Regions from separate parts of the Homo sapiens genome. Here regions 2 and 3 are each linked to region 1. The links are chromatin loops, found by intact Hi-C in ENCODE. Cell type or tissue: adrenal gland. All regions are shown on one strand. Region 1 overlaps USP10 (ubiquitin specific peptidase 10). Region 2 holds the start of LINC02176 (long intergenic non-protein coding RNA 2176). Region 3 overlaps ZDHHC7 (zDHHC palmitoyltransferase 7).

The links. Peaks named below come from ENCODE experiments on the same cell type or tissue, not always from the same donor. Only the 100,000 strongest peaks of a DNase experiment are listed, where the experiment ranks them.
Region 2: a loop joins it to region 1, with 2.7 times the contacts of the local background. A loop is called at or near these places in 9 of 110 quality-filtered maps.
Region 3: it touches region 1 in a loop (4-fold over the local background); 95 of 110 quality-filtered maps call a loop at or near these places.

The regions. Positions count from the first base shown.
Region 1 is chr16:84,750,566-84,758,565 of GRCh38, reverse strand. All of the region lies in intron 4 of USP10 (ubiquitin specific peptidase 10), which reads right to left. Among named protein-coding and RNA genes, the nearest start is that of USP10, 55 kb to the right of the region's middle. RefSeq lists an enhancer at 6,275-6,354. In adrenal gland, a CTCF peak has its summit at 4,014 (motif pointing left); DNase peaks (open chromatin) are centred at 2,305, 3,275, 4,055 and 4,545; H3K27ac peaks cover 2,355 bases.
Region 2 is chr16:84,921,516-84,929,515 of GRCh38, reverse strand. It overlaps LINC02176 (long intergenic non-protein coding RNA 2176), which reads right to left and starts at 1,541. Exons shown (of 4, transcript XR_933830.2): 1 at 911-1,541. In adrenal gland, CTCF peaks have their summits at 748 and 4,200 (motif pointing left); DNase peaks (open chromatin) are centred at 613, 4,175 and 6,561; H3K27ac peaks cover 5,753 bases.
Region 3 is chr16:84,967,338-84,975,337 of GRCh38, reverse strand. It overlaps ZDHHC7 (zDHHC palmitoyltransferase 7), which reads left to right. Exons shown (of 8, transcript NM_017740.3): 8 at 1-1,163. Among named protein-coding and RNA genes, the nearest start is that of ZDHHC7, 40 kb to the left of the region's middle. In adrenal gland, a CTCF peak has its summit at 4,618 (motif pointing right); a DNase peak (open chromatin) is centred at 4,597; H3K27ac peaks cover 1,273 bases.

The DNA of each region.
Region 1 (8,000 bases):
AGTTCAACATCAAGTACATTATTCAATTAGAACATTTTTGAAACTAATCTTTTCCCTCAAATAGCAACATTTAATCTTCCTGGGGGGAACAGAATTAGGGAACACAAGAACTACCTATTTTAATGAGAAACAAAAAAATGTTAACACAGTATCATTATTAGAGAATAGATTTGAGAGATACAGCCTTTCTTCCTTAAACACCATTAGCCAGGTGTGTCTCATCAGCAGCAAGGCGCCTCAGACACTAGATAGAAAGATATCTTGCAGAACCCACGTCTCATTCCTCTCTGCATCCCCAGCATCTAATGCTGACCCTACACATCACTGTGTGTGTTCAATGGCTGTTCAGTGAGTAAAAATACTCCTTTCAGAGACAGCGGTCTCCTACAAATTAAACCGTCCACTAGAAATCCAATTTAGCAACTGTTTTATAAACTGTAATTCCCTTATTCCATTTACAAACACGCTGCTCAGCCTCAGGTTCACCCTGAGTGGACATCACTCTTTCTGTGTATTAAAACAGCTGTGAATGCCATCTTTATAGAATTAACCATCAGAAATGCTTGAAAACAAGACAAGGTCTCCCCCTGTCCCACTATGAATCTTCTAATGGTGATGGCTACAATTTATAAACCCTTCTACACTTAGCACGTTCTTTACAATTGACAAATGTTAATTGGCTGGACTTAATCCTTAGTAATCTAGGAGTACCACCACTTTGACCCTTTCACCAATAAGGAAAATGAGGCTCCCAAAGACTGACTAACTCACCTGTGATCACACAGGAGCCAGGTAGCATAGCCAGGGCCTCAACTCCATAATCTGCAGCCAATCCACACTGTCTCCTTTACTTTTAAATTGTATACTAATCATATAACCCACAAATAGATACACCTACTATGTACCAACAAAAATCAAAAATTCATTTAAAAATAAAGTATAATAAATAAACAAATTGTATATAGGAAAGAAAAACCAAAATGGCATACATACATTTGATAGTAGCATCCATCTAAGGCATCGCTCAAAAATAAGCTTTTCTTTTCTAAACTACATTGTACTGGCAGATCCCAGACTTCGGCACTAATCAAATGAAAAAATTAATTTACAAAATTCAAAACACACACACACACACACACACACACACACACACACACACACACCCCCACCCCTCTCATTCCCTCCTTCCTATGAATAAATGTCCTCTTCCTTCTAACTGAAGAAGCGTAGGGAATAATTTCTGCTAGCTCTTCTTCTGTAGAAAGTAAAATATTACAGATTCTGTGGAATCTGTTTAATTAGACTAAGTTTGCAAAGCTCCTCTCTCTCTTAATATGGAATACCGAACTGGGCCTTGAAATAAATGAATAATGGATCAGTTACGAACTGAACCCCAAGCCTGCATGTGATGACACCCAGCAGAGATAGCACCTGTCATGTGAGGGACACTGTGCTAGAAGCTTTGTGTATATTATTCATAATTATCATAACCCTACTGTCAGAGATAGTTACCAACCCCATTTTACAGATGAGAAAACTGAGGTCACATAACAGCTGAAATGACCTGTGAACCTGGGTCCACCTGACTCAAGAGGTTGAGCCCTTTCCTCAATATATAAGGGGCTTCACTTAAAAATCCCTTTTATTCCAAGGTTTCAGATACTTACTTTTCCCCACAGGCTTAAAGTCTATTGACAGTGGATTTTTACATTTGTCTTTAAACCATATCATCACAACAGTCTATCATTTCTAGTGTGTGCCACAGAACAGCAACTAATGTCATTGCAGTGTTAAAAAGGTGCATTTTCAAATAACCATCAATGACGTAAAGGCATAGTGTCTCAAATGAAAACTCCAGCATGATTCCAACAAGGCTTTGCCATAGTATTTTTATATCAAATGACTTTTTTTTTTAAACCTAACCTTAAGACTCAAAGCCTGCTATCTTTCTAACATAGAAACCTTTGTTTTTTTGAGACAAGTCTTGCTCTGTCACCCAGGCTGGAGTGCAGTGGTGCAATCTTGGCTCACTGCAACCTCTGTGTCCTGGGTTCAAGTGATTTTCCTGCCTCAGCCTCCCATGTAGCTGGGATTACAGACGTGCACCACCACGCCCGGCTAATTTTTGTATTTTTAGGAGAGACAGGATTTCACCATGTTGGCCAGGCTGGTCTTGAACTCCTGAGTTCAAGTGATCCACCTGCCTTGGTCTCCCAAAGTGCTTGGATTACAGGCATGAGCCATGGTGTGTGGCTGAAACCTTTGTTAAATAACATGCTGCCTTTCGCTGAAGGCGAGTAAACCCCTGCTGAGCCCTGCCTAGGCACCGGGTAAGGAAGGCACAGAGATGAATGCAAGGTGGTCCTGCCCTAGGCAAGCTCGCAGACCAGTGAAGGGACGAACTGTGATGTCCCTGGCTCCAAACACACACTGTACAGGCTAAGCTGAAGGGGTGTTGGGAGATGGGGGGCGGGGGGTGGGGAAGGATGCTTAGCCCAATCCAAGGGCTGCAGAAACTCTGGGAAGGTCAGGGGTTGAAGCCACCAAATGGAAGCTGAGGAAGAACAGATATACTAGAAGGTTCTCACTGACTGGGGCAGCAGTGCTATCCAACTAGAGGAGGAATACAACAGATGAGCAGGTTATTTTTTGTTTAGTGTGGTAATGAGCTCAGTTTTAGAGATGTTAGTAAAAGATACCCAGATGACACCAGTAAATCGTATATGTATATTAAAAGACCAGCAAGTGACTGATTTTTTTTTTTTTTTTTGAGACAGTCTCACTCTGCCGCCCAGGCTGGAATGCAGTGGCACCATCCTAGCTCACTCCAACCTCCGCCTCTGGGTCTCAAGCAATTCTTGTGCCTCAGCCTCCCGAGTAGCTGGGACTACAGATGTGTGCCACCATACCCAATCATAATTATTATTTTAAAGACAGGATCTTGCTCTATTACCCAGGCTGGAGTGCAGTGGCGTGATTATGCCTCACTGCAGCCTCGACCTCCTGGGTTCAACAGATTGATAATCACACAAACATACGCACAGGTCCCCAGAGTGCAGGGCTGGAAGGGTAGAGAAGTGAGAAGCACGCAGGGGCAGCGTGTAGGAGTGGGGGCAGCGTGTAGGAGTGAAGACAGCAAGTGCAGGCTGCTCAGCCAGAAGCCGGGCTGAGGAAGGAGACAGGATCATGGGTGCAAGGAGCTAGGGATCCAGGAAGATGCAGCGAAGTTTCTGGGTGGGAGAAGGAGTGAAACAGCAACTTCAGTTTTCTTGACGATACGGAAGGAAAGGTCTTCTAGGGCAGAGTTAGGGCGAAGATGCCAGAGGTGGGTGAGACGGGGCTTGAACATGTTCATTCCTGTTTAGCACTGATACTGGAAGGAAATGAAAGCAGCCACCAGGGCCAGGCATACAAGATCTGCCTGAAACTTCCCTTCGTTGTTGACCCGTTCGAACAGACTCAAAAACACGCTTTATGACGAGGCTAACTCCACTCTTAAAAGGAAAGCATTGCACAGCCATCAAGAACTGGCTGCACTAAGCTCTGTCTGAAAACACAGCTCCTTTTTTTTTTTTTCTGGGACAAAGTCTAGAGACAGGGTTTTGCCACATTGGCCAGGCTGGTCTCGAACTCCTGGCCTCAAGCAATCCGCCTGCCTTGGATTCCCAAAGTGCTGGGATTACAGGTGTGAGCCACTGTGCCTGGCCTCCTTTCATGTTCTTAACTGAGTTAGGGGCCCAGAATAATCTGCATGGCCTGGAGGCTTGACCATTCAATCTCTATGCAATCAAAGGATACATAAATCAACTATAAACCGACTTTTTTCCCAGCATTTATTTGTGAGACAGCATGAACTAGTCAGACAGAAACCTTTAGTTTCTACATCAGCCATTCCCTTAAATCGATACCAGCTTCCAGTTTGCTTATTTTGAGGCGCAGGCAGGTTAAAAAGCAGTTTCAGTTTTTCTTGCACAGTATTAAAATCAAGTCTTCTAGCACCACCCAGTGGTTTGTTCAATAACTGCAAGGAACCTACAAAAGCGAACGAGCACAACCTCTGCAACAGCAGAACATACGTACGGGCCCTTGGGACGTGTACTAGGAAATGTACTCCACCAAGCTTTCCTTCAAGCCTTTGACAGTCTTTGAAAGGCCATTCTGGTACGACGTCGTTAAACGCAGAATAAACCTTTTCAGACTTGGAAAATACAGAAGAGACACGAACAACCTAGATTTTTCTTAATGATTATTCTGTTACTGTAGAAAAATTTTATCTAGTGGCAAGTCTTTCATAAACTAAAATACCGTATCATTCTGTTATTAATCTCTTATAATGATCCTAAATCCTAATCTCAGAGTAAGACCGACAGAAGGCACTCAAGATTCTCCACACTGTCTCCACAGTAGCTGACCTCATCACTGCCTACCTGATATTAGTGCTGTGTGCCTCCTTCTCTGGACAGGAGGCTCCTTAAAGACAAGACTCTCACACTTCAACTGCTCAACAAAGTCCGCACCATCTAAGGTAACAGGACTTGGTGGCCTTTTGTGTCCTCAGCCTGTTACTGCCATCCCTACTAGCTGCATGAGGCCTCCCCTCCTTGCTTTCTCCCCTCAACACCCCTCTGCCAATGATCACTTCTCCCTACAAACAGCTGCCATCTGTTCCTTTCTGATCTTATGCCTTAGACTACCCTGAAGGCAAGGCCAATCATTACTCCAACTAGACAGTGCATGGCATACAGTAAGTTCTCATTAGACAGTAATACAGGATCAATTAAACATCTGGAGATTAAAGTTGTTGGTTACGGCAAATGACTCCACTCATATTTGTTAGAAATGACTCAACAGACTTTAAAGGTCATTTAGCTCCTGGTCCAGAAAGTCTAAATGACAGCTCCTGAGAAGACGCACAGTAAAGGGCAAGGGCCCAGGCACACAAACCAGGAAGACGGGGGTTCGCGCCCTGGCTCTGCCACTTCATTCATTGTGCGGCAGATCACTCCGCACCTGGAACAGGTAAGGAGCTGCACCACGCTCAGCTATAGCAAAGATGAGCACGCATGTAAATACATAAGCAGACCACTCCCGGCATGACGGCCAGCTCAATACAGACATCAGAATCCCCCCTAGAAAATAAAGAGCTAATAGAGGTGGAAGGAGAAGGGAAAAGCAAATGAATTTATGTGAGAGTCTGAGAAAACCAACAACTTTCAGCATCCCAAGAGGAAATGTTAGCCCAACTTCCTTAAAATCTTGACAAGTTTTAAACATCTTGACATATTAAAGATATATTAATAAAGTTCTATTTCAGGCAACACTTTGGGAGGCTATGGCAGGAAGATCACTTGAGTCCAGGAGTTCCAAGATCAGCCTGGGCCACACAGTGAGACTCTGTTGCTATGAAAAATAAAAAATAAAAAATAAAAAAATTAGCTGTACATGGTGGTGCCTGCCTATAGTCCCAACTACTCAGGAAGCTGGGGCAGGAAGACCACCTGCGCCTGAGAGATCAAGGCTGCAGTGAGCTATGATCATGCCACAGCACTCCAGCCTGAATGAATGAGCAAGACCCTGTTTCTTAAGAAAAAAAAAATACGTTTTTAAAAAATAAAGCTCCATTTTAAGAGGAATGATTGTAAGAAATGAAGATTAAATACTTATTGTCAAAGATTTTCTCTTAAGATCCAAACACTCAAGAAACATTTAAGGTCCACTTTTGTAACATCTCACACGTACACTAAGCCTTCCATCCTGACTCATTTCGATAACCATCAACTGGAGGAGACACTAACGCTTTATGAAGTTCGTGAGCTCCTCTTCTTCCTCGCAGTGAAAAAAACAGGGGTGCAAAAGCAGTTCTAATTCCTCCTAAGACCAGACCGAATTATGTTCAAGTGAATGAATCCTATTGTTATCATGCAAAAGTCAGGTCTTACGGACAAGCCAGAACTAATACCACTTCCAAATTTCTAATATCACTCTTCGCTCTATTTAAATTCCTCTTTCAACATCAACATTTTCATTTACAATGTTATTCCTAGCCTAAAGTCCAATACGCATTCCAATTATGGAGGCTAAAAGAATAAAAATGAGGAAGGCGGGCCACCAAGGATAGAGGGCAGGCAACTTCTAGGTTGAAACTTGACCTGCATTCCAAAGTCATTGCCATTGGTGTATCTATTTTACCTTCTTTAAGGGCATATAATAGAAGTTGGCTCTAATAACAAACTTTCCCCAGAAGCCTTCTTTTCAATTCATCATGGTTGGTATAATTTACTACTTAACTGTTCAGACAGCAACTTTAGGAAGATGGCCTCCCCCAGTCCATCTTTGTCACAGGAGTTGGTGGGGCTGCCTAGAACAATGTGTGAGAAAAGGCACAAAATGCCAGAATGACTCATAAAAGACACAAAATTGAAACCTGTAGTTCACTTTTGTAATAACTCACATGAAAAGGCTGAACTGAAATTTCACTCTTATGAAATCTGCTGACATACAGAAAAATGGAGTTGCTTAATAGCCTTTTTTCAAATTTTAAGACATACATGCTAGATGGTAGCTCACAAGGGCTGCCACAAATCAGCCCACTGAAATTGTTTATCAACTCAAAGGCAATACCAGCATCGTAAACTTTTATGTCATCATAAGCTATGATTATTCTTACACATATTTTACACATCAAATTCTGTTTTCCTAAAATTAGGACTTAGGGGTCATATTAACATTGAAAATCCCTGAAAATGCAAGGTACAGAACTCTGATTCTTAGGGCTCAATAACTGGCCCGTAATCGACATTCTGGTGTTGTTGACCTGCTTTTCTGTCATCATTCTAACTGTCCAGAACATTCTCCAAGTGCTTTTCTTTTCCTCATTACCATCAATTTGGAAGAACACACACTATCTTGGTTATCTAACCAGGTGGAGGACAGCAAAGTGACCAAAATGTACCACTACCCATTGACTACAGATCAACTTATGTTTCTGAAGTGGAAAGATGTATAATAAATGTGAGGCTACAAACATCGAATCAGATGTGGACTAAACTCTCAGTCCACAAGGGTGGATCCCGGTAAACAGGTGCCACGCCTTTTTAACTTAGATCACGCCGCATGACCACTGCCTGTGTACTTCAGAGTTTGAAGAGGAAGTGCAAAATATCTGAGAAACCATTTCCCCCAAGGAGCGGGGGGAAATATATGCATGATTTATAAACTGCCAAAATAAAGATCAGTTTTAGGATACACAGCCATGCTTAATGATGGGGATATGTTCTGAGAAATGTGGCATTAGGCAATTTTGTCATTGTGGGATCACATGCCTAGATGGTATAGCCAACTACACACCTGGGCCATATGCTAGAGCCTATTGCTCCTAAGCTACAAACCCGTACAGCATGTTGTGTACTGAATACCGTAGGCAACTGTAACACAACTCACTGGTCACTAGAAATTGTTTAGCTCCATTATAATCTTATGGGACCACTGTCGTACATGCGGTCTGTTGTTGACTGAAACATCATTAAAGCAGCACATAACTGTATGTTCATTTACACTTAAATAAACACGGACAGGGTAATTCATTAGAGAAGACCCAAATTGTAATAACTTTGTTTCTTGATCCAATGCCTTTTAGGTATAAAACCACTGTGAAAAATCATATAAACAGGTTTTGACTAACAATTCATAATAAATGACATTGCTAGATACCTCAACGCAATGTTTTCAGAGCTGTTCAAGAGCTCAGTTTTCCTAGTTCTCTCTCACTGGAATTTTAACTTATCGGGCAGTTGGCCACTCTTCTTACCCAGCATTATTTATATTCTGTTAAAACAAAATATACTGTTGCATAATTTTGAAAGCAAAACATCAAATACAAAATGGCTCTATTTGTGATGTGAAAGCATCTGATACAATTTCGTCTAGTATATGAGGAATGTTCCTTAGTAAAGACCCAGGAAAAGTACAATGTTCAATGAAAGCATACGTTCAATTTCAAA
Region 2 (8,000 bases), 170 kb before region 1:
CGGCGGCATCGCAGCATCCACTTCTCCTGCTCCTCCCTCACCGAGGGTTCCCCCATAACCCCCTACTCTGGCAATGTAGTTTTTTCTCACTCTGCCTCTCCCTGGAGGATTTCTGGTGAATTTTACCAATAAGCAAGCTTTTTAAAAATAAGTGACGTTCTTCGAGGACTACTTATGTGTCTGGCACTGTGCCCAACATTTCCTAGACTACACAACCTCCTTTCAACATCCTGATTGCCCTTCCCTACAAGGATAATTATTAGGCAGCCTTTTCTCCATTTTGTAGATAAGGAAACGGGCTGGAGGGGTTCCCAAGGTCTCCCAAGGTCTCCCAAGGTCACGGTGCTGGGAGCTGGAGGAGCTGGGTGCAGACCCGGGTCTGGCTTGGCATCGAAGCCCCTGGGCGGCTCTATTTTCTGTTTCTGGGCTGTTGCAGGAACTGGCTGCAAAGAACCATCCCTTCTCACTGGCCTGAACAGCTTGTCCACATTTTCTTCCAGAAGAGTGGCCCTTAGCGTCCCTAGGGCCACTTCCCTCTTTTCCTGACAAGGAAGATAAACTGAGCCGGTGCTGTGGGTCTGAGGCTGGGCCAGGGAGGCTGAGCGGCTCTGGCTCTGGCCGGATCCCCGGCCCAGGACCAGGACTGAGTCAGCGAATGCACAGCCCCACCCTTGGGATGGGTCAAGCCAGGCCCAGGGAAATGGCACCGCTCCCCCTGGCTGGGCTGGGAGGCTTTGTTTAAAGGGTGTCTTTTCAAAGGACCGTTCTGAGTAATAGGCCATGCAGGGGCTGTGGACAGCAGACCATTTAACCCCTGGCCAGCGCCCCTCTTCCCCCATCTTGAAACCCCCTGAAGCTGAAGGGGAGAAGGCTGGCCTGGAGCCCAGGGCTCCGAGCCTCCGTTTCTTACCTGTAAAATGGAGCAACAGCCTGTCTGCCCTCCTCCAGGTGCTGTGAGGACCAAATGAGATCATGGAAAGAAAAGTGCTTAGGAAAATCACCCATTCCATGAAGCGTCTTCGTGAAGAGCTGCGATGGGCCAGGGTGGGGAGGGGGTGTGCAGAGGGCTCTGTCGGGAGGGCGGAGTCATGCCCAGATGAACCTGGGAGCCCCGGAGTGCCGGGCGGTTCTGGGGCACCGGAGGGAGCTGTAGCTGGAAGGGTGGAGGGCAGTGAGCTGGAGGAGGTGCTGTCCCAGAGGCCAGAGCCAGCAGGAATGCCAGTTCATCCCAGCCTCGCACTCAGGGCCTGGCACGCTTTAGCTCACAAGCTCTTGCAAACAGGGGGCTGAGGCTCTGGAGACGGCACTTGTCCAAGGGCACACGGCCGGGGCCTGGTGGAGCTGGGTTTGACGGCCTGAGCGGAGGCCCAGAGGCGCCTGGGAGTGGGAGGAGGGGCAGGACGTGCAGGTGGCCAGGGGCCAAGGCGGGGAACCCAAAGGCCACCCTCACAGCCTGAAGGTCAATGGGATGGCGAGGGCACCCTGTGGGAGGGTCTGAGTGAGGGAGGGGACAGAAGACGCAGGGTCCTTGTGCCAGGAGCCCCATCCGTTCTCTCCGTGACTCTGCCAGGGCTGGGCTGCGGACGCTTCCCTCTCATCACTGAAGGGTGTCGCTTCCCTTTTCGGGACCCTGCCTGGGCCTTGGTCTTCTGGACAAACACTTGGAGTAGGGCGAGAACATATCCTCTCGGAGATAAGGCCGGGGCAGGCTCAAGGCCAGACCTCCCTGGAGCTGGCTTCATGGATGGCTGCGGGCTCCCAGCCTGACTCTCTGGGCCTGGAGACGCTGGAGTTTTTCTGGTGATAAGTTACCCTTGAACCCCTGAGGAACTCAGGGGGGCCTAGCGCCCTTCCAGGACTATATGGAGTTTACAGACAAATCTGACGGGAAAGTCTGTGGCCTTTAAACAAATGCAATACTCAATGCACTGCTTTGCTTTGGTGTGCAATGAAGGCCCGGCCACTTGAAGGAGGGCTTGTGACAGAGCCCCTAACCTGGACGTGGAATGGAGCTCAAGCACCTGTTCTTTTTGTTCTTTTCTTTCTTCTTTCTTTCTTTGTTTTGAAACAGGGTCTTGCTGTCTTGCCCAGGCTGCAGTGCTGTGGTGTGATCCTGGCTCACTGCAGCCTCAAACTCCCGGGCTCAAGCAATCCTCCTGCCTCAGCCTCCCAAGTAGCTGGGATTACAGGCTCACGCCACCATGCCCGGCTGATTTTTAAAATTTTTTTGTAAAGATAAGAGTCTCCCTATGTTGCACAGACTGGTCTCGAACTCCTGACCTCAAGCAATCCGCCTGCCTCGGCCTCCCTCTCAAAGCACTGAGATTACAAGCGTGAGCCACTGCACGTGGCCTCAGGCACCTTTTCTAAACTCTTTTGCTTAGGGATCAGTTTGGGAAAAATTATAATGTTCATGGGGTGCACCTGTTTTCTCTCATTAACAATTAAAATAGCTCTAGAGAATCTCATGGGAGAAGCATGGATTTTTTTTTTTTTAACAGCTTTTTTTTGAGGTATAATTCACATACCACACAATTCACCTGTTAAAAGCCCACAGTACAGTGGTTTTTAGTGTATCCACAGAGGTGTGCAGCCATCACTACAATCCTCTTTAGAATATTTTATTTCCCCCCAAAAAAACCCCTGTACCTTAACCATCATCCCCAATTCCCCAACTTCCTCCAGCCCCTGCTAACCATGAATCCACTTTCAGTCTCTCTGGATTTGCCTGTTCTGGACGTTTCCTATAAATGGCGTCATGCAGTCTGTGGTTCTTTGTGTCTGGCTTCTTTCACTCAGCACCACGTCTTCAAGGTCGTGAACATTGTCACACATACCTGAACACCATTCCTTCTTCATGGCCAAATAATGTTCCATTGAGTGAATGGAGCACTTTTTGTTTCTCCATCATCAGCTGATGGACATGTGGGCTGTTTCCACTTTTTTTGGCTACTGTGAATAGTGCTGCCAAGAGCATTCTTGCACACGTTTTTGTGTGAACGTAAGTTTTCATTTCTCTTGGGCGTAAACTCACAAGTGGAATTGCTGGGTCCTTTGGAAACACTATGTTTAACCTTTAGAGGAACAGCCAGATTGAGAACACATAGATTTTTACAACTTACATGACCTGTTTATTAAGAAAATTCGCTGATATTGGTGAATGTTTACTACGGGCCAGGGTGTCTCATGAATGATCTTATTTTGTCCCCACAACAAGCTTATTTGGTCGGTTCTGTTACTGTCCCCAGTGGACAGAGCGGGAAAGCTGGGGATCGGAGAGGTTGTGAAACCCGAGTAGATTCAAATCCCAGCTCGTATGAATCAGGGATTTGAATCCAGGCCGTGGGGTCCCCTCCCTTCTGATGCTTCCTGATGAGTGGCCTCTACTGAAGTGCCCAGTCTGCAGAGCACTGAGGCTCCTTTCCAGCCACAGAAGCACTCATTTTGGAGAACTGGCAACCCCGAGGGTACGTTTAACTCTTCCTTCTGGATTCGATGGGAGCTGGGTCATGGGCGCTGTGTGTCGAGGCCGTGACCATTCCCAGCTCATTCCTCCATCAGGACATATGAACCACCTACTGCAGCCAGCACAGGCCAGGCCCGCAGAGTCCAGTGCCCTCGTTCCAGGTCAGCCTCCTCGTAGTGCAGGGCGCTGCCACCACCGCATGTTGTCCTTCCTGATGGCAACACTGGCTGTGCAAATGAAGGCAGTGTTCCTATTTGGCCTGATTCATTGGTTCTCATATTTGAGCTGCATCAGAATTTCCTGGAGGGCTTCTTCAAACCTGCATTGCAGGCCCACTCCCTGAGAGTCTGGTTCTGCTGGTCTGGCGTGAGGCCAGAGAATATGCATTTACAACAAGCTCCCAGGTGAGGCTGCTGCTTCTGGCCCAGGGACCCCTCTTTAAGGCATTAAGAAGTCCTGGGGATGGGGGCTGGGCCCCTGGGATGGGGGCGGGACCCTTTCTTGGATAACAGGTCAAGGGCTTCAGTCACTACTTGGGCTCAATGGCCTCTAAGAAATGGGGTTCCTGCTTCCCTGGAGGCCTCTCTGGACCCCTGGGGTGTGCGGATGGAGCACATATTGGACTGGAAGGAAGAGGGGCTGCCTAGATGGGTTGGGGTTACAGGCAGCCATTCTCACCCCTCCGGGGAGTGGTAGCAATTGGACCCTGGTGCTCTGCTGCCCCCTGGTGGTGGGCAATTCTGCACTGCCCCCTTTGAGGGTGATGAGACCCTTGAGCGCTGTCTGAAGCCGGGGCACCAAGCTCGACCCCACTGCCGGGGTCCTCGTACGTGCTCTCTCTTGGGAACTGATCTGCTGTCAGTCATATGCACTTTAGTGAGAATAAGTCCAAGTCCTTGATTCTTGTCTCCTGGGGGAGATTTACACTTAAATCCCACGGCTCATTGCTAAAGAACAGGAAGGCTCTGCCCAAGACTTGAAGCTTCAGGCACCAGGGAAGGAAGGGGAGGGTCCTCCCAAGAGTCTTGCTGAACAGCTGTGTACCCTGACCCCTGAACCTGGGAGGACCTGGCCACGGGCCTGCTTCCCAAAGGCTCCTCCCCCTCGAGGGGAGCGGCCGTGCTGTTTGCATGCTGCTTTAGAAGACACCATCCTCAGACCTTCAGCGCTTACCACGTGCTGAGCGTCTTTGCTGTCGCCTCCTGCACGTGCACAGTGGCCCTCCAAAGTCATCATTGCTTTACATGCCAGGCAATGGAAGCCCAGACAGGGTAAGAGGCATCAGCCAAGGCGTGGAGATGGCCATTGGCCAGTGGGCTCTGTGGATCTGGGCCTCAGAGAGGCAAGAGCTGAAGACGTGGCGTGGGGCAGGGGGCACACATGCAGATGGCGTGTAACGCAAGGGATGGGATGACTGCGGGGGAGAGGGAGCCCGGGCAGAAGGGAAGAGGTCCAAGGTCAGCCAGTTAGCAGGGGCCAGGAAAGGAGTGGGGTGGAGAGGCCGGGGATGGAAGGAGAGAAATCGCGAGGGCGTGAAGCATGCACGGGGCTTACAAGCAGACCATAACGGAAGGTTTGTGACCTTTAAGAAAAATCTAACCATTTGATTGGCTGCTCTGCTTGGCTGTAGTGCAAAGCCCGCCCACTTTGAAGAGGGGCCCAGAGGCAGCCTGAGGCTGTGTCCTCTGGGGGACTTGAATTCAAATGTCTTTCCTGTGTTTTTTGCTTGAAGTCCAATTTTCAAACTTGTTTTTCCCCCCTGTTATTTTTGCAGAGATGGGGTCTCCCTATGTTCTCCAGGGTGGTCTTGAACTCCTGGGCTCAAGTGACCCTTCTGCCTCTGCCTCCCTGAGTGCTGGGATTGCAGACGTGAGCCAGCATGCCTGGCGAGATCCAATTTTCAAGGAGAATATCTATATTCTTTAGAATAGTTTACATTAAACTAATATAAACTATTAGTTTATAACATACCATTGTACTAGTTTGAATCTTCAAAAAGATCCGTCCACATACTAACCTCAAAGAATTACGATTGGGACCTCATCTGGGGAAAGGGTCTTTGCAGGTGTTAAGAAGTTAAGGATTTTGAGGTGGGATCATTCTTTTTTTTTTTTTTCTTTTTTTTTTTTGAGACAGAGTCTCGCTCTGTCGCCCAGGCTGGAGTGCAGTGGCACAAACTTGGCTCACTGCAAGCTCCACCTCCCAGGTTCACGCCATTCTCCTGCCTCAGCCTCCGGAGTAGCTAGGACTACAGGCGCGCGTCACCAGGCCTGGCTAATTTTTTTTGGTATTTTTAGTAGAGACGGGGTTTCACCATGTTAGCCAGGATGGTCTTGATCTCCTGACCTTGTGATCCACGAGGTGGGATCATTCTTGACTAGGGTGGGCCCCACATTCAGTGACAGGTGTCCTTCTAGGAAACAAGGGGAGAAAGCCATGTGAAGGTGAGGTGGAGACTTGAGTGTCCTGGGATACGTCGGCATCTATCATCCATCATCTGTCTATAGGTAAGTAGACAGGCGGTAGATATGGACAACCATATATAGATATAAAATATTCTCCCTTGCATATAGATCATATGTCATATAATGTGTCAGTGTTTCTCAAAGTATGGCCTGAGGAACTCCTGCATCAAAGTTGCCTGGGACTTTGTAAAACTAAAGACTCCTGGGCCGGCTTTCAGACCTATGGGATTAGACTGTGGATGGGGCCCAGGAATGGGCATTCTAGACACATTTTCTGAGTGATTCTGATGCCCCTGGTGGTTCCCTGATATGCTGAGGATGGCTTGGGAGCAGGTGGGGGGAGGTTTGTCAACCAGAAGTGACCAGGAATGTGTCCAAGCAGAAAGGCAGGGACAGGGTGGACTGTTCTGGCTAAGGTGGAGGTTGCTGGCGCACCTCCCTCTGGGGCTGATGGACAGCTGGTGTGTGCTGGGGGCCCAGATGTTTGGGGTCATGGGGACCCTGCTCCGTCCTTGTTGGCACTGGTGCCCCCACCGCCCTCTGGGCCCAGCTGCTGTTGGAGAGGGGCCAGGAGTACACACAGGCTATTGTCAGCCCGTCTCACACTCGGCGTGCCTGGCCTTCCTGACGTTTAGACAGCTGCTTTGTGTCTGGCTGCTCTGGGAATTCCAGGGCCCGGGAAGCGACCGGAGCTGACATCCCAGGACCAGCTGGTGGGGTGGGCCGCGGGGCCATCTGGAAGTTTCCGGACCTCAGGGAACACTTATGTAACTGGTTTAGAGGGGAGGTTTGGACAATGGATTCGCTGAAGGACCAAGAACAAACTGAGCCTTTCCCAGGGCAGGCAGGTCCTCTCCCGCCAACAGGCATCTTATCTACTCCCCAAGGCCCCTCTCAGCCCCAGAGGGTCCCTGCTGTCAAAGCCAGAAGAGCAGACGATGGGACTGAAGCTCTCCAAGGGCAAGGACTTGTCTGTTTTGCCTTGTCACCCTCTGTGCTTAGCACAGCACTTGGCCCGTGCTGAGTGCTGAGTGAGGGTTGAATGAACATGCGCTTGTGTACATGACAGAGTTTCCTCCAGGGAGGAAGGACTGGCCCAGAGCAGCGGCTCACAAAGCGGGGTTCCTGGGTCAGCCCAATCAGCATCCCCTGGGGCTTGTTAGAATGCAGGTTCTCAGGCCCCACCCCAGAACTCCTGAGTCAGATGCTCTGGGGCTGGGCCTGGCAATCTATATTTTTAAGAGCCCATCAAGGGATTTCGATCCAGGCCGGTGCAGGAGAACCCCTGGTGTAGGGCAGCGAGAGGCAGCTTCCAATACCAGGCAACCCCCAACAAAATCCAACTGCTTCCACTCATAGCACTATTACTACTACTACCTCCACTACTACGGTTGCTGTCACGACTGCCATTGTTATCAGTACAGTTACTATTATTACTACGATACTTCTACTGGTACTATTGATTTAGTTGAGGCAGAAGAGCTGGGTCCTCCATGCATGGGCACTCAGCTTAGATTGTAGCCGAGTCCCCGAAGGTGGGGCGCAGATGCTTAGACGTTTCCAGGGACTTGTGGGCGGCTGGCGGGAGACCCACTGGTTTGGATGAAAGGGCACACGGGGCCTCTGAAGTGACACAGATGTGGATTCAAGTCCTGGTCCTGCCTCTTTATTTATTTCTTTTTGAGACAAGCTTTCGTTCTGTCACCCAGGCTGGAGTGCAGTGGTGTGATCTTGGCACCCAGGCTGGAGTGCAGTGGTGTGATCTTGGCTCACTGCAGCCTCGATTTCCTGGGCTCAAGTGATCCTCCCAACTCAGCCTCACAAGTAGCTGGGACCACAGGTGCACCCCATCATGCCTGGCTAATTTTTGTATTCTTTGGAGAGATGGGGTTTTGCCTTGTTGCCCAGGCTGGTCTCCAATTCCTGGACTCAAGTAATGCTCTGGCCTTGGCCTTCCAAAGTTTTGGGATTACAAGAGTGAGCCACTGCGCCTGGTGGCCCTGTCTTTTAATAGTGGGGAGACCTTGGGCAAATCACATAAAAGCCCTGTGCCTCAGTTTCTTTATCTA
Region 3 (8,000 bases), 220 kb before region 1:
CTTACTGGAGAGGCAGGGCCCAGCCATTGGGCACCTCTGGGAAGGGGAGGGGACCATGAGGCAGCCAGCCCCTGGCAGGGGCGACTGTGCCACCGCAGGCAGCGCTCCAGTCGGGAATGGCCAGGATGGCGCCCTCTTGTTGGAGTTTTTGGTTAGCTTTTACGTTTTCTTCTCCACCCACGGCACAGGTGATAAAATAGGATCCTTGGTGCGGAGCTTAAAATTATGCCAGAAAGCCAACAGCTCCCCTCGTGGGGCCTTGCCTTAAACTTGCCTGGTTTGTACATTTTTTGCCGGACGCATCAAGAAGCAATCTGTGACAAAGTCTGAGGGTCTTCCTTTATGCTTGCCCTCCACACTAAGAGAAGTTGGCGTCTCCCTCCTGGGAATTGTTTTGCCTTTCTGTTCATCTGTGAACTGTTTTTTGTTTTTAATTACTCTGTACCCCATCCGAATCAGGGCTTCTACCACTGCTGATGCAAAACCACAAAGGGACCTACCTGAGCCACCGTCCTAGCCAAGCGAGCAAACCTGCAGGGGGTTTGGAAGTGGACTTGGTCACCGCAGAAGCGTGTGCGCCGTTGGGGGAAGAGCTGCGTCACAGCCAGAGGGACAAAGTGTGGGTGATCCTGGAGACGCCAGTTTCCGAGATTGTTCTGCATATTCATTTGCACATTGTTGTCTGGGTTGGACATGCGTGTGGGCTTCAGTGTGAGGCTTTTAATATGTATATCCTGTTATCAATAAAACAATTATCCAAGTGGTTGAATCCTGTGAGACTTGGCAAGTGTGTGCAAATCAAGTATACTTGACTTTTCAACCTCTTCTTTCAATGTAACTTTTATATGAAATAAAGTAATCAATTAACAGTTCTCAAATGGCTTCCAAAGCGCCCGTTCTTCCTGGATGGTGGTGTTTTCAGGGGGTGCCTTTCCGTGCTTCGTGGGCCCAGCCCCAGGCTGTTAAGGTCACTCCCAAACAGTTTCCAGAAACTCTAAATGCTTTTGTGCCCATGACAAGTGACCTGGGCACTCAAGCGCGACTCACAAATGTTGCCCAGTGAGTACTGTTGCTTGTTGAATGTTTAATTCGACTCCCATCGTTTTACTTAGTCCTTTTTTTAGTGCACGTTGAAATAAAAACAATGTTTCAAAATCTCCACAGTTCAGAATCTCAAGTACCTACAATTTGATTTTAATTCATTCAACAAATTTGTCTAACATTTGCACTGAGGGAACCAAAATGCCCACTTACCTTCCAGAGGCCAGATGGTCAGTGTGTGCCGCAGCCCTGCCTCGCTTACCTTTCAGAGGCCAGATGGTCAGTGTGTGCCGCAGCCCTGCCTCGCACGTGCTGTGCCTTGGGGCTCCTGGTGGCATTCCAGACACGCGGAAATGAGAAGGAGACTCGAACACGGAGGCGCACACCTGAGCCGGGCGGCTGCATGGGCAGCAGCCCTCCAGCTTGTGTTTGTGGCTCTGCCGAATTTTGCTGCAATATTATTTGTATTCCTTATATTAGATTGTTATGTAGGCTCATTGTATAGAAGGATGACGCTTGCATTAAAACAAAACAAAAATATCCTCCAAATAGGAAGGTGGCTAAATCCTATCTTCTATTGTACATGAACTTGGCTTGGGTATGGAAGCAGGGGAAAATAGCTTGAAGGGTAGCCTGGGAGCCGCACACAAAAAGCAGGGTGCCCATAAAAAAAAGCACAAGCGCCCTACAGCATCTCCTGAGGAGCCTGTTTAAAACCGCAATGCCCCTCATCCAGCTGCTAATTTTAGCCAAGACAACCTGAAGACGCCAAGGGAAAATTGGTTTTCCGTGTGGCTGGTTCTGGGCGCTGAAAGCTGAGCCAATCTCTGAGCTCTAAGAGAGCGAGTAGCTCAGCGGTCAGGCCCGACAGGCCCATGCAGGCGGCTTCCCAAAAGGGCCAGCAAGTTTCCGAAGAAAGTTCTAGGCACAGCACATCTGCAGTCCAGAGAACTCCGGGTTTCCTGCCTGCTCTCCCCTCCCCATTCACCGAATATATGTGCGTCCCACGTTTCGTACATGATCAAGTTTAGTTGTGATGACTGAATACTTTGCTGCTAAACCAGATAGGGGCCTCTGATTTTTTGGTCCAACTTTTTGCTTTTACAGAGGTGAAGCTGCCTCGTGTGCCTGTTCCAGCTGTCGCTGAGTGCCTGCACCCCAGCCAGCCTCTGCCACGGGCAGCATCTGCACCATCTCCCCCATTCCCTGCTGAGAGGGCCTGGCTTCTGCAGGGTTGGTGGGTTCAATCTTCTGGGTCCCAGGGTCTACACCTTCCAGATCCTTCCAGTGGTATAACCGCTCCCTGAGAGTTGCTGGAGAAGGGGTGCCTTATTCTTCAAGTTTCCGGTATTTTGGCTCACCTAAAAATACCTTATTCTGCCTCACCTTTGGTTGATGGCGTAGCTAAGTACTTTTCACTCAGCCTGTTGGAGACACCACCCCACCATCTTCTGGCTCCCAGAGCAGCCATGGAGAGCCCACACTCTCCTGGCCCCTGTGCTGTGTGACCTAGCTTTTTTTTTTTTTTTCTTTTTTGAGATAGGTTCTTGCTCTGTCACCCAGGCTGGATCTCAGCCCAGACTGGAGTACAGCAGCGTGATCTCAGCTCACTGCAACCTCCACCTCCTGGACTCAAGCAATTCTTGTTCCTCAGCCTCCTGAGTCACTGGGACTACAGGCCCTTGTCACCACGTCCAGATAACTTTTTTGTATTTTTGGAAGAGACAGGGTTTCGCTATGTTGCCCAGGCTGGTCTCGAACTCCTGACCTCAAGTGATCCGCCCACCTCGGCCTCCCAAAGTGCTGGGATTATAGGCGTGTGCCACTGCACCTGGCCCACGGCCTCTCTTTAGTTCCTCGGTTTCTCAGGGTTGTCGACAAGGTGCCTTGGCCTCAGTTCTCCCGCTGGCTGTGCTGATGCTCAGTAGACTCCACCTGACACTCAGCTTTCTGGTTCTGGCAGACATTCTGTGTTATGTCTTTGGGAATCCCATTCACTCCATTTTTTTCTTAATTTTAAGATTGCATGTTGAACCACCTAGACTGATCCTCTGATTTTCTTATTACACACTCTGTTTTCTGGAAATCTTTAGCTTTGCTTTTTTTTTTTTTTTTTTTAGATGGAGTCTCGCTCTGTCCCTCAGGCTGGAGTGCAGTGGCACGATCTCCGCTCACTGCAACCTCTGGCCTTGCAGGTTCAAGTGATTCTCCTGCCTCAGCCTCCTGAGTAGCTGGGATTACAGGCGTGTGCCACCACGCCGAGCTAATTTTTGTATTTTTAGTAGAGACGGGGTTTCACCATGTTGGCCAGGCTGGTCTTGAAGTCCTGACCTCAAGTGATCCGCCCACCTCGGCTTCCCAGAGTGGTGGGATGACAGGTGTGAGCCACCACGCCACGCTTTGTCTTCTAGCTCTTCTGGATGTTTTTTAAAATTCAGGCTATGGTAGATTTAATTTCCAGAAGCTTTTTATTTTCCTTTGTGTTTTTGAGGAAACATCAGCCAGAGTGTCTTCTGCGGATGCCCTGCTGTTCCCTGTCTCTAAGGATACTGGGGTTTCGTTCTGCATTTCCCCTGGCTTCCTGGGTGGTGTACTCCCAGGCTCCCCACTCCGCATTCTCTCCTCTGCGTGCTCTCTGGCTTTCCTATTAGAAGCCCTCCTCCATGTTCTGCGTGAGACACCAGCCCACTGCCTGGCAGGGCTGTGTAGGGAGCCAGCTTTTCCATGAGGCGGCCCCCATCTCCTGACTGGAAGACTGGCTGCTGGGACTCGGTAGAGAAGGGCCCAGAAGCTTCGCTGGGCAGTAAATAGACCAGCTCCTCTCTCCTTTTCTGCCCCGAGTAGTGCCTGCTGTCCTTGACCCCGTGATCTTCCAGGAATAGCTGCCCCTCTCCTTTGGGGTCTGGGGGGTGGTACCTAGGAGTCTGACCTCCTCCTACAGAAAATTCTTTCCCCATCCTTCGTATCTGGGAACCAGCTGTCAAGCTCTGGTGTTCCTTGGTGCTCCCCCCACATCCCTGGGAGGCAGTGTGGCCAAGGTGGTCATTTCACAGGTGGGGAAATGGAGGCCAAGAAGCTTTCTGACATGCCCAGCTGGGTGAGTAACAGGGCTGACCTCTCACGGTGTCATCAGCCCATGCTCAGGAGAAAATTTCCCCCAAATACGACAGCGCTTCTTTATGGAAAACCTGCCTGTCCTGTGCTGATTTAACACGCACCGTTTCCCTTAACTCTTGCAATCATCACCATCTCATAGATGGGGAAAAACTGAGGCTGAGAGAGGTTGCTCGGGGCCCATAGGCAGCAAACAAGGATCGTATTATGTTTAACATGATCAGCACTAGCTCTTTAATCATGGTGCCATTACTAATGATGTGAGAAACTCTAACAGGGACTTTCCTCCAACTCACCTGATCATCCAGAAGCACAGAACTCCATGGGGGCCAAAAGCTGCCACTTTGTGGATCTGCCCACGTCACCGATGGTGGCCACATGGGAAGTGGGTGCCAGGTGAGGGACTTATCCTGCAGGGAGAAAACGGGTTGGCCCCTCAGCGTGTGCTGCATGACGGCCACCAGGGGGCGCCACGAGACAGCAAATACCCACACACTGCTCAGGCCGCGGGAAGTTCACCCATCGCTGGCCCATCTGCTCAGTAGGTCCACAGATATTTACAGAGCACCTACCGTGTGCCAGCAAGGCGTCTGCCCTCAGTAGACTCTAATTAGCTGGGTGCAGTGGCTCACACCTGTGCTCCCAGCACTTTGGGAATCCAAGGCAGGTGGATTACTTGAGGTCAGGAGTTTGAGACCAGCCTGGCCAACATGGCAAAACCCCGTCTCTACTAAAAACAAAAAAATGAGAGGGACATGGTGACTCACGTTTTTAATTCCAGATACTCGGGAGGCTGAGGCAGGGGAATCACTTGAACCCGGGAGGCGGAGGTTGCAGTGAGACAAGATCGTGCCACCGCTCTCCAGCCTGGGTGAACAGAGTGAGACTCAAGAAAAAAAGACACTAATACAAGAAATTAAATATGCAATTTGTAGACTGTGATTTCTGCTATCAGCATTGAGAAAAGGAGATATCCCCTATCAGGGTGGATATTGTGGAGGATGAGTTGTCAGGAAAGGGCCCTGGAGGGAGGTGAGGGGTTGCAGCTGCGGTTACCAGATGTGCAAAGGCCCTGGGGCAGGAAAGGGCTGGGTTTTTTGCAGTTTCCCTCCCTCAACATGTCCCTTCTGCACAGTGGCTCATGCCTGTAATCCCAGCACTTTGGGAGGCTGAGGCGGACGGATCACCTGAGGTAAGGAGTTCGAGACTAGCCTGACCAACATGGGGAAACCCCGTTCCTACTAAAAATGCAAAAATGAGGCAGGCATGGTAGTGCACGCCTGTAATCCCAGCTACTCTGGAGGCTGAGGCAGGAGAATTGCTTGAACCCAGGACGCAAAGGTTGCAGTGAGCTATCACCCCACTGCACTCCAGCCTGGGCGACAGAGTGAGACTCTGTCTCAAAACAAAACAAAACATGTCCCTTCCTTTCCCACCCTCAGCCTGTAACTTCCCCACTACAGCATCACATCTAACTGGGGGAAGGCTCATACTGAAGCTGTTCTCAGTCCCCCAAACCTTAATATGAATGAACTTGTTTTATTTAGGACAGTGGTTTTCAAAGTGCATTCCCCTCCCCGGACCGGGAACACCGGCATCACTAGGAACTTGTTAGAAATGGAAATTCTCAGCCCCACCCCAGACCTCCCCAGTCAGAAACTCTGATGTCCACCCAGTGATCTGTATTTTAGCAACATGCTCCAAGTTGAAAATCACAGCTTTCGCACCCAGCATTGGAAAGAGTAGGGGATTCCCTGGGTGGAGGGGAACAGGCTTTTCAAGCTCAATGCAACCAGAAACCACCAAATCTGGTCATCTGCCGGCTATTCAGGATCCCAGCACCAGCCTCGTCAGCTGCGAGGCCCGGAGTGGGTCACCTCCTGCCTCTGCATCTCAGTTTCCTTGTATGTAAAATGACAACAACTTCTGCCTCGTGTAGCTGCTGGGAGGATCAGCAATAATGAATCCTGAAGGGCAGGAGGATGCTTGGCACATAGTAGGTGCTCAAGAAATAGTAAGGATGGCCGGGCGCAGTGGCTCATGCCTATAATCCCAGCACTTTGGGAGGCAGAGGCGGGTGGATCACAAGCTCAAGAGTTCGAGACCAGCCTGGCCAATATGGTGAAATCCCGTCTCTATTAAAAGTACTAAAAAAAAAAAAAAAAAAAAAAATTAGCCGGGCGTGGTGGCGGGCGCCTGTAGTCCCAGCTACTCGGGAGGCTGAGGCAGGAGAATCGCTTGAACCCGGGAGACGGAGGTTGCAGTGAGCCAAGATTGCACCACTGCACTCCAGCCTGGGCAACAGAGCGAGAGTCCATCTCAAAAAAGAAAAAAAGAAAAAAAAGCAAACAAGAACATAACCAACCAAACAAAACCACGTCCATTTATAACAAAATCCACCAGAGTAAACATTTACAATCTCCCCAGAAAGTGTTTCATCCATGGCAGAGAGGCCTGTGGGATTTTAAAAGGCTGCAGCTCTTGTCTTTTAAAACCATGAACATCTTGGTGTTTGTCTAGAGCTTTTCTCTCTGCCTGGAGGTACTTTTCCGTCTGTCCTCGTTTCTCCAAGTAAACCCCAAGGAGGTGAGGGGTGGCCATCTCCCAGATGCTTCCACCGAACACACAGACACCCCACCCCAGGTCATCTTGGGTTAAGACTGCAAGCTGGTGGCTGAGACCTAGAGCTGCCCCCAATGGCGTTGATGAAATACCTTTAGTCAGTTGCTAAGATCTACGTATCAGGAGATTCCACCTTGAAATTCAGATTCATTGCCTCCCTGGGCCCCAATTCTTCCTGGCTGGAGCTGGAGGCTGTGCCTGCGCACACCCACCCAGGACAGCATTTCACTTTTAGAAAAATAATATATTGAGATAAAATTCACGTGATGTAAGAGCAACTAATTTAAACTGAATAAGTCAATGGCGCTTAATATCATCTATTTGCAATCTTGTACAAGCTCAATCCTATCTAGGTCCAAAACATTTGCATCATGCCCATTAGCAGCCAGTCCCTACTCCTCCTCCCCGTCTCCTCCCCCGGCCCCTGGCCCCGACTCGTCTACTCTGTTTCTATGAATCTGTCTGTTCTGGACATTTCATAGAAACGGAATCTTGCAAAACGTGTCCTTCTGTGTCTGGCTTCTTTCACTCGGCATTATGCTTTCAGGTTCTGCCCATGTGGTAGCGCGTGTCCAGACTTCATGCCTTTTTATGGCAGAACACGACAGCATCACGTGTTTGCGCCTGTATCGCCGTTATCCACCCAGTATCCCACAGCAACCTCGAGGCAGGGTGGGCCCTGATCCCACCTCCTTTTTGCCTGCTTTGGCCTCGCCCCCTCCTCTACCAGGCCTCGCTAGCTCACTGCCCCCAGGGCCGCTCATATTGGTGGCAAACGTCCTCTGAGGAGCAAGTCTCTGATGGATGCAGGCAGTCCCTGTGCTCACCTTCCTAGCTGGGTGCTGCATTTTATTAGAAAAAAATTTTTGATTTTTCACTTGGAAATAATTTCAGACTTACAAAAAAGTTGCAAATATAGCAGAGATTTCCTACATACCCTTTATATAGCATCCCCCTCCCTTTCTTTTTTCTTTTTTTTTTTTTTGAGACAGAATTTCGCTCTTGTTGCCCAGGCTGGAGTGCAGTGGCGAGATCTCGGCTCAATGCAGCCTTCCAGTTTCAAGTTGAAACCTCAGCCTTCCAGTTGCAAGCGATTCTCCTGCCTCAGCCTCCCAAGTAGCTGGGATTACAGGTGCTCGCCACCACGCCCAGCTAATTTTTGTATTTTCAGTAGAGACGGGGTTTCACCATGTTGGCCAGGCTGGTCTCGAACTCCTGACCTC